3 separate regions of the Homo sapiens genome follow, and all the other regions are linked to region 2. Evidence: chromatin contacts called from ENCODE Hi-C or POLR2A ChIA-PET data. All regions are on one chromosome and are shown on one strand. Each heading gives the region's core, a stretch centred on a gene start or an enhancer-like site at or near the end of the contact. The rest is flanking DNA. Distances are from core to core; before and after follow the strand shown.

Region 1 (4,198 bases), core at 1,436-3,935, 310 kb after region 2:
AGGAACTGAGAAGGAAGTGCAGTTTAGGTGGGCACTATATGGGGTAAGTTTGAAGTGTCCGTAGGACAGCTGATTGGAGTCTCTTATTGGGCATTTGAATTTGGATTTCTGAAGCAGAGCAGTCTGGGGCTAGAAATACAGACTTGGGAACAATCAGCACGTGGATGACATGTTAAGTCATGGAATGAATGACCTTGCTCAGGAATAGATGGCATGAAAAAAGAACAGGGCCCAGGATAGAATGCCCAGGAGCACTGGTGCTTATGTGATGGACAGAGGACAAGGAACTGTGGTAAATGGCAAAAGACACAGAGGGCAACCACTTCCAATATTCAGGTATGTGTGACTTTTTACCATACAATTGGAAACTTACTGTCAATTATCCTATTCTATGTCCCTCATTTTATATTTCATTGGACAATTCAAGCACAATATTGTTCTATGTTATGTTGTCTTGATCACTATTTTGTATACCTGGGAACCAAAGCAAGGGTTGAGAACAGGGGCCCCATCCATTAATAAGCACTGCACAATTGGCTAGGTATGAACTGTCCAGAGCCTGAGTTAGAAAACAGGAAAAGGAGACATTCCCAATATCCTCTGATCCTTCCCCAAAACCCCATCATCCAATGTCACCATCAATGAACATTCTGAAGAATTATCTTAAGTTATAGTTAAGTTTCTCTAAATTAAGTAGTATCTTTTTTGCTTAAGGTGTTTCCTTCCTCTTCCCCTGTGCTCCTTTTCAGCTAGTTTTTTGTTTATTTGTTTTTTGCTTTTAAGACAAAGTCTCCCTCTATCGCCCAGGCTGGAGTGCAGTGGCATGATCTTGGAGCACTGCAACCTCTGCCTACCAGGTTCAAGTGATTCTCCCACTTCAGCCTCCCCAGTAGCTGGGATTACAGGCACCTGGCCCCATGCCCAGCTAATTTTTGTATTTTTAGTAGATACAGACATGGTTTCTCCATGTTGGCCAGGCTGGTCTTGAACTCCTGACCTCAAGTGATCTACCCGCCTCAGCCTCCCAAAGTGCTGGTATTACAGGCGTGAGCCACCGTGCCTGGCCTTTTCATCTAGTTAAATCCTACGTAACAACACCATCCAATAGAATTTTCTGCAATGACGGAAACATTCATTATCTGTGTTATGTAATACGGTAGCCACTTGCTGCAGGTGGCTAGTGAGCACTCGAATATGGCTAGCGCAACTGAGAAATGGAACTTTTAATTTTATTTACATTTAATTTATTTAAACTGAAATGCCAACATGGGGCTAGTGGCTACCATATTGGACAACATAGCTATATAACTTTCCATGAACTCAAAATTCACTTCCTCAAGGAAAATTCCCTTCATCCTCCTTCCAAAATTAGGCCTCATCTGCCCACTCTATGCTGTCTAGAACCTTCTTCTTTCATAAAGTCAATGAGGATTATAATTTTGAATAAGTTTGTGTGTATTACAAGTTTAATGTCCATTTCCCCTGGTAGAACAAGCTCTAGGAGAGTAGAGACGATGTCTCAGTTACTACAATGTGTGATACTTACTCAGTGCTCAATAAATATTTATTGCAATAATGAATGAGGCCAGATGTGGTGGCTCACGCCTGTAATCCCAGCACTTTGGGAGGCGAAGGCGGGCAGATTCCCTGAGCTGAGGAGTTCGAGACCAGCCTTGGCAACATGGCAAAACCCCATCTCAACTAAAAATACAGAAATTAGCCAGGTGTGGTGGCACATGCCTGTAGTCCCAGCTACTCGGGAGGTGGAGGCAAGAGAATCACTTGAACCCAGGAGTCAGAGGTTGCAGTGAGCTGAGATTGTGCCACTGCGCTCCAGTCTGTGTGACAGAGTGAGACTCCATCTCAAAAAAAAAAAATGAATGAATGAATGATCAAATGATCGTTAAAATATTCTATAGGATTATATACCGTATATATGCTTATTAAATAGTTGATCACAGAATGCAATCATATAATAAATAATCCTGGGAGGCTAACTGCTGTAATCAACAGAAACTGGGACTGACAGGGAAGGTAAGAATTTGACATGTTCAGTTTTGGGTATGTGAAATTTGAGATGCCAGATCAAGTGCATTAGGCCCTTTACCTTATTGTCAACTAAAATCGTAAAGGCTCTTCTAATTCATGAGAACATCCCACATCTCCTCTCTCTTGCACTTTGTAGCTAAGAGAAAAACCATTCACCCTTCTCATTAACATTTCTCATTCTTCCCTGAATGTTATGTTCATTGTTCAGCCTCTTGAAGTTGCTCTAAATCCTGAGTTTATGAGTGTACTTATCTCCACTCCCAGCTTTGCATTGTGTCAGTATTTATTTAACGTATTCCCAAAGCTGTTAATCCAGTTAATTGGTAAACATTGGCTATGTCAGAACCTGTAGCACAGTACCGAAGGAAGGCCTCCAGATAGATACCAAAATGCACGAATCAGCAGCACCCTTTGGATATGTCCTTTCACTCATTAAGTAAGCCCTGCCTGGAATGGAACTTGAGCCATGTCTGTTACTCTGGCCTCATGGAGCACCTGGGAGCTCACTAGCAAGCTCCTTAACTCTCTCCTGCTCCAGCTCCTTCTCAGCACTGTTGTTTCCTTCTTCTCCTAACAGATAAGTGGAAATTGGAGGGCCCCGTGGGCCTGCCTGAATCCAACTGCCACACCCCGGGCAAGCAGAGGGCCAGGGCCCTTTGCCCAAGTTTCCTTACAAACCCATGAAGGACAGTTTCAGAAAGCAGCACTCTAAAGGCACTCAGTGTCAGAGCCAAGGTAAACAGCCTGGGACACAGCTGCCGGTCCAACCGGGGTTAGGCAACGTGGACAGCCAGCGTGGGAAGCCAAGAGAAGCCGAGGAAAGAAAGAGAAGGGAGGTTTGAAGGGGGCAGTTGAGAGGGAGGCTTTGGCAGTTCTTGACTTCTGCTGCCATTGCAGTGGGCTTTGGAAGCCTTGAAAGGGACCGTAAAGATGAGAGCCAAGGAGGTGGCCACCAGAGGATGCATTTGATTGGGAATAGACAAAAGAGGCATCATCCTCACTTCAAAGCCATTTATCAAACACAGCAAGTGTGCTCTGCATAAGGATAAAGACCACCAGCTCTAGCATACATCTCAGGGTCCCAGAGAGGACAGGCAGACACCTCCCTGCGAACCCTAAGGCCTTACTGGGCAGCTCCCGACCTGGACAGGAGAGTTGGCACCACTAGCATACCGCCCTCCCTATTCTGCCTCCCTGAATTCCTTCTCAGCTTCTAGAAAGGGCAAACGGTCCTTCCATTACCAAAAGGCCCCCAACCACCACCCCTCCACTTCACAGAAAAACCATCACATGTTAACAGTCCTCACTGTTCTCTGCATGTTACATCACTGCTGACTTCTTTTAGTTTTTTCAAAAGCCCTAAAAACTGCTACCAGGAAATGAATAAGTCTACGTTGGATAATCCATAGCAATCTCATTTACTGTGAACAAGAGCCACAAACAGGACAGTGTGGTCATCTCTCAAGGGTGTTGGTGACCGGTCGGGTGATTCCCAGAAGAGATCAAAGCCAGGCAGAAAAGATGGCAAATGTAGCAGCTAGTGTAGTCAGTGGGTTGTGATTTGGCTGGAGCTGAGGCAAGGGAACGTCTGAAGCGAATGAATAAAACCCTGCACAGCTCTGAGAATGCCCGTGGCCTGGCCTGTGCTGTTGTTACATTTATATCTAATTCATGGAGTTGGTAACTGAGTGGTCGGGGCCCAGCCAGACTGCAGCAGCCTGTGCAGTTCCCCCAGGAGCCCGTTGGCCAGGTTTACCTTGCCTAGTTTCATCTCAAAGAAAAACATCGATTTAACAAATATCAAACCTTGGACCCCTGAGACATTGAAGCAATCAGGTTCTGTGGCCTGTAGGAAGCTTCTGCAATGCCAACCTGCTAAATGGTACCAAATGCCCAAACATTAGTCATAGGCACTATTATCAATGACCTACTGCATGCCAAGTGCTTGTATATAAACTGTTTCACTTGATCCTATTCCAAAATCTCTCTCCTGTCATCCTCACAGGCAACCGCTCTCATTGAAGTCATGATTTCTGCCTTTATCTCTGACTGGATTTCCCTGACTCATCCACACATAGCCTGAATAAACTTGGAAATGTATAAATATGAGCAAGTCATTCCCCTTCTTAAGACTTTATGCATTGCCGGT
Region 2 (4,361 bases), core at 566-3,065:
GGTACATTTGTTGTGATTAATGACCCAATATTGATACATTATTATTAACTAAATTCCATACTTTATTCAGATTTCCTTTGTTTTCACCTAGTGTTCTTTTTCTGTTCTAGGATCCCATCCAGGATAATTTATTACAATTTATTTGTCATATCTCCTTAGATTCTTCTTGGCTATCACAGTTTCTCAGACTTTATTTTTCATGACCTTGGCAGCTTTGAGGAGCACTGGCCAGGTATTTTGTATTAACAGAATGTCCTTCAATTGGGATTTGTCTGATGTTTCTCTCATGATTAGGGTGAAGATATGGATTTGGGGGAGGAAGACCACAGAGGTAACGTGCTATTCTCATTACCTCACATGGAGGGTATGTGCTACCAACCTGACTTAGCATTTGTTGATAGTCTGACTGAGGCAGTGTTTGCCAGGTTTTTCTATCACAAGGTTACTCTTTCATTGGCCTTCCCATACTACACTCTATAGCAGTGTGTGCAGAGCCCACACTTAAAGAGTGGAGGGTTGTGTTTCACACTGTGACGGTGGAGTATCTACATCAATTATTACAAATTCTTCTATACCTGAGATTTGTCTACTCTCTCCCATTATTCAATCATTTATTTAAGTTAGTATGAACTCATGGATATTTATTATATACTTTAGATTATAATCTAATATTATTTTATTTGTTTTTCTTAAATTGGCCATTGGTGCTTTTTCAGTTGGGTTCCTGTGTCCCTTTGACGTACTCCCACTATTGTGGGGTGTGATTTTAGCACGCTGCTACTTGCTGGCACTACTAGTACTTCCGAATCATCTTATATAGCCCCTCCCTGGTCCCTAAATTGGATAATGCTTTTTAACTCTCATCATAAAGATCAGTATTGAAAAGGACACACTGAGTGTCTATTGCATAAAGACCTTGTATTAGGAATACGACTTTTTAAAAAGCCTCCTTTTGGATAGATCTTTTGCTTTAGCTGAGAAAATTAGACAAATACATACAATAGCATAATCCCATTTATTAAACATAATATTAGCCTAAAAAGAAAAAAATCCACATAGCAGTGTGTACTCACCCTTCAAACCCCACCTGTGAGTATGGCCTGGATACTCATAGGAAGGGGTCAAATGTGCTGTGTAGGAGGGGATTCGGAGGCTGGACAAAATAGGAGGAATGTCATCTAGAAAGCTATCATTAGAAACATCTGGCTAAAGAGAAACAATGATGACATAATCAGAAGAGAACTTAGAACCAGCAAGTTTCCTCCAGCTGTGAGTTCAAATTCAACTGCCAGAAGTGTACATATCACTCCTGACAGACCCTCTGATGTTGTGACTCTTCAAGGACTTTTGAACTCAGCTAATAATTTTTCAAATAAAAATCCCAATATACATATATAACAAAAAAGATATGTAAAAATTTCTTACAGTTATATTTGAGTTTTTGTTGAGTTTGTGCTATATATAACATATTGTTATATATATATAATTTATATATAAAAAACTCAAATACTATAACTGTAAGAAATTTTTACATATCATTTTTTTTAGATAAATAAACTAAAACCCCAATATAAAGTCAGGAATGGTAGAGCTGGGAGAGAGGTCTGTGACCTCCTGGGAATCACTCGACAGTTAGTGTGAAACTAGATGCCAACTGTCTTGACCTTTGGATCAGAGCTTTTTTCATCACAGAGCTTTGCTTCATTGAATAATTTATTTACACATTCCACTCATCCATTTATTCTACAAAAAAAATTTAATAGCTCCTTCATGCCTGACACAGTGCTCAAGTTTGTAAGTACAAATTTTGAGAGTTTGCACTATTGTAAAGAATTGAATAACAAAATTAGATAAACTGCCACCAGGTGGCATAAATCCTCATACTGGCAAGGACGTTTGTAGGTAATTTGTAGTAACTATTCAGTTTTTCCTCTTAGACTTTTTTTTTCTTTTTCAAATTCAGATGGTGAGAACTGGTCTGAATGTACAATTCAGTCTTACTGTTTTCCATCAAGGTGTCACCAATCTTCCAGTCTCCCAGGCAGAAGTTTTTGAGGTATGTTTTGGTTTCATCTTCTACTTATTGAGTCACAGCTTATTCAGATTGGCTACTTTCCTCATCTTTAGCTCCTTTATAAAAACCTTCAATTTAGCAGTGTCAGGGAAAAAAAAAACTACCTTGGGTTGTTCTTAGCCTACTGCAAGTTCACTGCTGCCTCTGCTCCTGCTGTTCCATTTCCCTGAAATTCCTTCTTCTAAACTCTTTCATCATTGACTCACCAATGTTCAACAAATATTTGAGTGGTTGTTATGGTGATGCTGATATATGAAATGCCAAACTATATACTTTCCTCACATGCCAGCATCTGCTATGTCCCTCCCTGCCCTTCTGACAGTAGAGAAGTTCTAGTAGGTTAAATGCGTATACGATCAAATAATTGCTATATTAGGGGCATTTACCAGCCATCGTGGTGACCAAAGTATCAGCTTTGCAGAGGTGATCAAGAAATAAATTGGTCCTTGGTTTAGATATAGAGGTAAGTCAACTAGTTTAAATGGATACAGGGTCAAATATTGTCCTACACAGTGAGATAAAATGCATTGGCACTTCAAGTCTGACAATTTTAGACTCTGAAATTTTAGATGGGAAGAAGGTATGATGCATATAGGCAAGTGGCCAAAGTTGATTTTAAAAAGAAAGGCTGAAACCAGATTAAAAGGGCCCTTGAAGGACATGCAAAGAAGTTAGGACTTTATCTTTTAGGCATTAGAACCATTACAAGATACAGAAAGGGGATGATGTGAACAGATTTGCATTTTAGATCCTCTCTGGCTGGATGTGGCATGGATTGGAGAGAGGTGAGACCAGATATGTGCAACCAGCTGGGAAATAACCCTAGAGTCTGGGTGGGTGGGGATGTTAAGGCCTGAACCAAGTAAAATCTGTGCTGAAGGAGAGGCAGGGATGGATCTGAGACAGTCAACAGAATTTGGTGAGGAATCAAATATGGGAATAAGGAGAAAGTACTTTGTGACTGCCAGGTTCCTGGCTTAGGTCACTGAGTGAGGAGTGATGCCTTTAACTAGGCATAAAAGGATACAGGAGGCTGAGCAGCTTTTAGGGGGTGGTGGTGGTAGTGGTGGTGGTGGTGAATGTTTTGAGTTTACTTTGAGATGACTGTATGATTATTTGCACTAATCAATTTCATACATTAATATGTAGGTTAGAATGAAAGGTCTCAGTAAAGAAAACTTTCTTACTACCATTCATTCATCAATCGATTTGTCAGCCAAAAGTGCCTCCTTTATGTCTTATAAGGAGTTAGGTGCAATGGGTATTATGAACCTTACATCCCAAATTTTCCAAAGTGGTTTTATTTTTCTACAGTTTTTATTTTTGACAAATGCCATTCATTCAATATTTACTTAATATGACTAAATTTTTATGTCTTGTAAGACTTTTCTTACAAGTTAATAAATCACTAAAATGTTTACAGTATGAATTCTGCAAGTAAGGTATTTGTAGCCTAATCCAGAAGAACTCCATACTCACTAGAGAACCATTTAGTGGTAAACTGCAATGTTGTAAGGTTTCCGGGGCATCCAGAAAGTGGCTCTCATTTTGGGTAGGAGGAATTAGGAAGGGCTGCACCAAGAAGCTAGAACTGCAGCAAGGATCTGAAGATAGAACAATAGCTGCAAAGTCAGACAGTGGGTGAAGAAAGCAGCATCAGGAAAAACATCTGGTTCGAATGACTTTGGTGCGTTCAAGGGAGATTGAAGACCTTGGCCTCTCTTGATTAGCCTTTTGGCTCAGTCACAGAGGGTGACTAAATTCATCTGAGGGGGGTTGTATAATTCCTATTACTACTTTCTTTTTTTTTTTTTTTTTTGAGACGGAGTCTCGCTGTCGCCCAGGTTGGAGTGCAGTGGCGCGATCTCGGCTCACTGCAGGCTCCGCCCCTCGGGGTTCACGCCATTCTCCTGCCTCAGCCGCCCTAGTAGCTGGGACTACAGGCACCCGCCACCTTGCCCGGCTAATTTTTTGTATTTTTTTTTAGTAGAGACGGGGTTTCACCGTGTTAGCCAGGATGGTCTCGATCTCCTGACCTTGTGATCCGCCCGCCTCGGCCTCCCACTACTTTCTTATATGTATCTTCAATTTGGGATCAACTTTGTGATGATTTGTCTAAGGTATAATGAAAATTTTTACTTCTGTGGTTTCCAGATTCTGTTTTTTCATTCCCTTCCTGGCATTTTTCAATTTGCATCTCATTTTGATTTTCAGCTTTTCTGACCTTAGTCATAAAAGCTTTTGATAAATTTTAGTATTACATAATCACCCTTGTTTCTCCTTTTAG
Region 3 (4,349 bases), core at 827-3,326, 360 kb after region 2:
ACAAAAGGAAGACCCTGGACAAACTCATCCCCCCTTTATCAAATAATCTTAAACTATATTCACGTGTGTTATCTCTTTTGATCCTCACGACGACCCTGGGAAATAGAACTGACAATTTCCTTAGAGATGAAGAATCCACAACAGGCAAGAAGTAATTTACGTGCCCAAGATCATCCAAAGAGCATGTGAGGAAACTACACAGCAGTGTGATTGTCCCAATCCCTGGCTACAGTTGCTTCTTTTCATTAATGATGATGCTTCTCCTCCATAAAACTCAGCCCAGTCGCAAAGTCATTTTCATATCTATTGCATCATTTAATTCTCTCCCAAAAATCTAGAAGGAAAGCACTATTATCACTGCATGGGAGACAAAAGGTCAAACTGATGGTTGGCCCATAGTGACAGGAACATCTAATAAATAAAAAAGGAATTCTGGTCTCCAAATTCTCTGCTCCTTCCTCTACCTCCGAACTGTCTTTCCATGGGGCTCTATTCCATTGTCATTTGACTACCAAAAACATCATCCTCCAGAATCAGGATGACCGCACAGCATCAAATATGTGCCTACTGTGTCCCAGGCACTGTCCTCACATTGAGAATACAAAAGGCAATGAAAGAACCCCTTATGGGGGTCAAAGATCAGTGGGGGAGGCAGACTCGTGAACAGATAATTTGCTGTAAGCAACTAGTGCTGTAATCGAGGCATGCACGAGTACTCTGGAAATTCAAAGTCAGGGAGATTCACTCCACCTGCCCGGGAAGAGGGTGGAGGTGATGGGGCTCCAGGAGGCTTCAGTGGTGGTACTGACGCTTTCCACAATATTACCCAAACTTGGGAATCAGCTTACACACGACGCAAAAGCCCAGAGAACAAAAATAGTTTTACCTCCCGCAGTTTAGTGAGAGTCATGGAAATTACAAGTGCAAAAAAGCACAAAAGAGAGTGATCAGCTATACTGCTGACTTTTTCCTACTTTTGACAACTTAAATGAAATTGTCCTGAGTCATACTTACTACAACCTTTGACATTTCTTAGACTTTTAACAGGTACAAATCCTCAGCAGCCATGTTGTTTATCTAAATTCAGCCCAGAGTCTGTGTCATGGTTGCCATTATATCCTGTGCAAGGAACATGAAAGGGCCAAATTTAGTAGCAGATGATGAGTGTCAGGTCCAGGAGTTTCCGAGAAGCTTATGAAATCCTCTGTCTTGTTTACACTACATTAAAATCTCCCTTCCCCAAGCCCGTCCTTCTCCGAAGGCTGAGGTGCTTATCCTGGAGCCACTACTTCCTGCAGCTTGAAGATGAGTAAACCATACCCGCCTGCCCCAGGGGTACCCTCTGGGATTCTGGGCAGCTCAGGGAATCTGCCCTGCTGGCATCATCATTTCCCTGAACCAAGTTCCCAAAACAACACAGTAATGACAGAAGAAAACCAAAGTGGCATAGATGGTACAGGTATACATAGCACCTGGCCCTGGGTTATCTTAAGCAGGTGGTCTTCCACGTAAATCCAGGGGACAGACAGACACAAGAGAGTTACAGACTAGCCCTTGTCTAAGGTTGGGTGCATTTTCCTAATGGGATACCACATGCCTGGTTACAGCAACCTAAGGAGAATGACTGAATTGTTCTGAGCTCAGGAAGAAACATTAAAAAGCTGGCTGCAGTTTGTTACATCCCTAACTTGTCCAGATATTAATATTTTAAACAGCAGGACTGACAATCCTCTTGATCTCTTGATACTCATCTATTAACAAAGTAATTTTTCCCCTGTGGCACTCAAAAAAATCTTTGCGTTTGAATTTTTTTAAAAGTCATGGCTCACAAATATTTTGTAACATTTGCACCCCGTTCTCTAGAAGGGATCACTCCCTTGTTCTCACTGTTTTACTGGCCTCCTGAGTGCTATGCCCACATACAGCAGTAATCTAATTTCCATCTGGTCAACCTCCAGGAGCTATTTTGAGTCTGGCCTGAATTTAGTCCACTTTTCCTGCCAGTGCAGACTCAGGCCCTCTACTCTCCTGGGGCTCTTTTCTCTAAAGAAGCTTTTGAAAAATACAGGCTTCCTACAGGGCCAGGGTCACTGCCCATCTCAGCTTGGAGTGGTGCCAGGAGATGCTAAGTACTACCCTACTTGCCACTGGGGAAAGACAGGAAAGGCAGGAGCTGGCCTTCCCATCCTCAGCTCTCACGGTTCTTGTCTCTCTCCCTGGCTCTGCCCCCAGCCATTTGCTCAATCCTGCAGGATGCTGAGTGCACCCTGCTAAGTGTCTGATCCTTTGCTCCCATTTGACCCTGTGCCTGGAGTGTACTTGCAGTTGTCTAGCTAACTCCTGCTGGCCTCTTCCTCATCCCCAAGATGGCTCAGGTACTCCTCATTGGTTTTTCTTTAGCCTCTGCCACATCAGGGCATCCACCTCACCATCTAGAACCAGCCCTTTTACTTGTCTGTCTCCCACCCCTTCATGCTAGACTGTGATCTCCCTGAAAGTGACACTGTGCTCTGTTATCCCTCGCATCCTAAGTACCAGACACATAGAAGACGTCCCATATACTTTTGCTGAATTGAATTCAATTGCCCTAGAAAAGAAAAGTGCCTAGAGGAAATGATTAAAAAAAAAAAAAAAAAAAAAGGAGGATTGGAAGAAGTGAAAAGAAAAAAAAAAGCATTTGGTGGAAAGTCAGAGGGCACCTCCAAACACTGCCTCAACTGTCATGCTTGACTTTGTAAGTGGACTAACACCAAGCTGATGATGAATCAGTCGGAAACGATGATGCTATCTCCAACCCCTACTGCCTAGAGAAAGGGTTTCCAAGTCCAGTACCTCCAGGGGCAAGTAGGCAACCTCACTGTGAGGAAGTCAGCCAGATATGAAACAGCAGGGAGTGATGGAATCATGGAAACCCTGTGCAGAGAGCCTCCTAGACCAAAACATTCAAATTCAAATCCAAATGCAGGCAAAGCCAGCCTGAGGTCCCGATTCATGCTCTGCTGGCCAGATCTAGAAGGATAGTGCTCTGCATTGCAAAAAGTACCTCTAGCCTGGAACAGGACCTGTCCTCTTTGATTTTTCTACATTTCACAGGTTTAAATTAAGTACACTCAAAGGTGTTATTTGTAGCAATATCCTAACTACATTGAACTACCATTTAACATGCTGTTTCTACGGGAAACATGTATTGCAAGTTCTAACTCTAAGTGCTAGGAGTGTCCCAGCATCCATCCCATCTTTGGTGATGACAGCATCCATGGAATCAACATCTGAGGTACAGAACGTCACTGGGGAGGCCAGGAGAAAGCTCCTGGGTGCAGATAGCTTGTGATGGCTCCATATCTCTGTATATATCTCAACACGACCCTCACACTCGATACTCCAGGCATGTCCACCTATCTACAGAGGGCCCGCCATCCTCATTTCTTCACCACTGCTGTGTGCCATGCTACATCCTCTGCCTCACCTTCACCCAGCTGCTTGTTTTTATCCTGTGGGCCACTTCTTTTCCTAACCTCTTCCCCGCTCTGTTGTCTGACACTCCAAAGCCACCAGAGCATGTTGTACTTTCCCCAGTGTGGTGCTTCTCCACACTGGATTGTGACTGTCATTTGTGGTCAGCATCTCCCCCAGACTGGTAGGAGGAGGAGAGGGTCGGACTCTTCACAGCAGTATCCCCAACACCTGACTGGTGTCACATGCTTCGTGGCCAGCATTGAATGAATGAGCAAATGTATTAACAAAAAATTGAAGGAATGAAGAGATAAAGCAACTTTTTGCGCTAAATCACTGGTATTCTCAAATGGGTCACATGACACACTGTCCTCTCAAGGGACAGAGACAAAGCTTGCATCTGAAACTCCCCATACCTGCACATTCATTGCTCAGTTAACCTTCACAATAACCAACATGAGGTATTTCTTTTACAACAATAAAAAAGTAAATTGATGACTAGAGATATTGAATAAATTGCCCAGCACCATAAAGCTAGTAAATGGCTGAACCCTGAACTCCAACCCAGCTCCCCTGACTGCAAAACCTGTGCTTTCCCACCACACCGGGCTGGCCAGGGGTTAGGAGCTCACTGATGCCTGATGGCAAACATACTCCTGCTGTCGCTGCTGCTGCTCCCACTCCTGACTTCAGTATTCCAGGCTCACACAGCCAAATCAGCTCTCAGAAGAAGTCAACCCCAGAGTAGATTCTGGGTCACAGCTGTTACAATCAGGAAGTTGGTCTTTAACCCCAGGTAGAAGCTTCACTTCACTAGGGTGGGATCTTTGAACACAGAGCATCCCTTCCATCTGCTGTCCCACACCTGCCTCCCTATGCCTATTCTCATCAACACA

The links. Hi-C counts contacts between places; a loop is a spot of excess contacts on that map. ChIA-PET counts read pairs that join two places held with the same protein, here RNA polymerase II (POLR2A). Pooled maps may share reads with other maps.
Region 1: a loop to region 2 is called in a map of transverse colon, with 3 times the contacts of the local background. The contact joins two enhancer-like sites. A Hi-C loop is called at or near these places in 1 of 168 maps with a recorded cell type or tissue (transverse colon). POLR2A ChIA-PET finds 5 or more read pairs at or near these places in 1 of 52 experiments (PC-9).
Region 3: a loop to region 2 is called in a map of CD4-positive, alpha-beta memory T cell, with 2.7 times the contacts of the local background. The contact joins two enhancer-like sites. A Hi-C loop is called at or near these places in 1 of 168 maps with a recorded cell type or tissue (CD4-positive, alpha-beta memory T cell) and 5 of 50 pooled maps. POLR2A ChIA-PET finds 5 or more read pairs at or near these places in 2 of 52 experiments (BJ and activated naive CD4-positive, alpha-beta T cell).

What each region holds. Positions count from the first base shown.
Region 1 is chr13:44,216,305-44,220,502 of GRCh38, forward strand. No RefSeq gene overlaps it. Among named protein-coding and RNA genes, the nearest start is that of MIR8079, 22 kb to the left of the region's middle. Within about 2 kb of position 2,686, at least 22 of the 41 ENCODE cell types and tissues checked have a DNase peak (open chromatin) inside an H3K27ac peak, as active enhancers do; they include PC-9, where a contact is called at or near this core.
Region 2 is chr13:43,906,721-43,911,081 of GRCh38, forward strand. No RefSeq gene overlaps it. Among named protein-coding and RNA genes, the nearest start is that of LACC1, 29 kb to the left of the region's middle. Within about 2 kb of position 1,816, at least 2 of the 41 ENCODE cell types and tissues checked have a DNase peak (open chromatin) inside an H3K27ac peak, as active enhancers do; they include PC-9, where a contact is called at or near this core.
Region 3 is chr13:44,270,040-44,274,388 of GRCh38, forward strand. No RefSeq gene overlaps it. Among named protein-coding and RNA genes, the nearest start is that of MIR8079, 76 kb to the left of the region's middle. Within about 2 kb of position 2,077, at least 14 of the 41 ENCODE cell types and tissues checked have a DNase peak (open chromatin) inside an H3K27ac peak, as active enhancers do.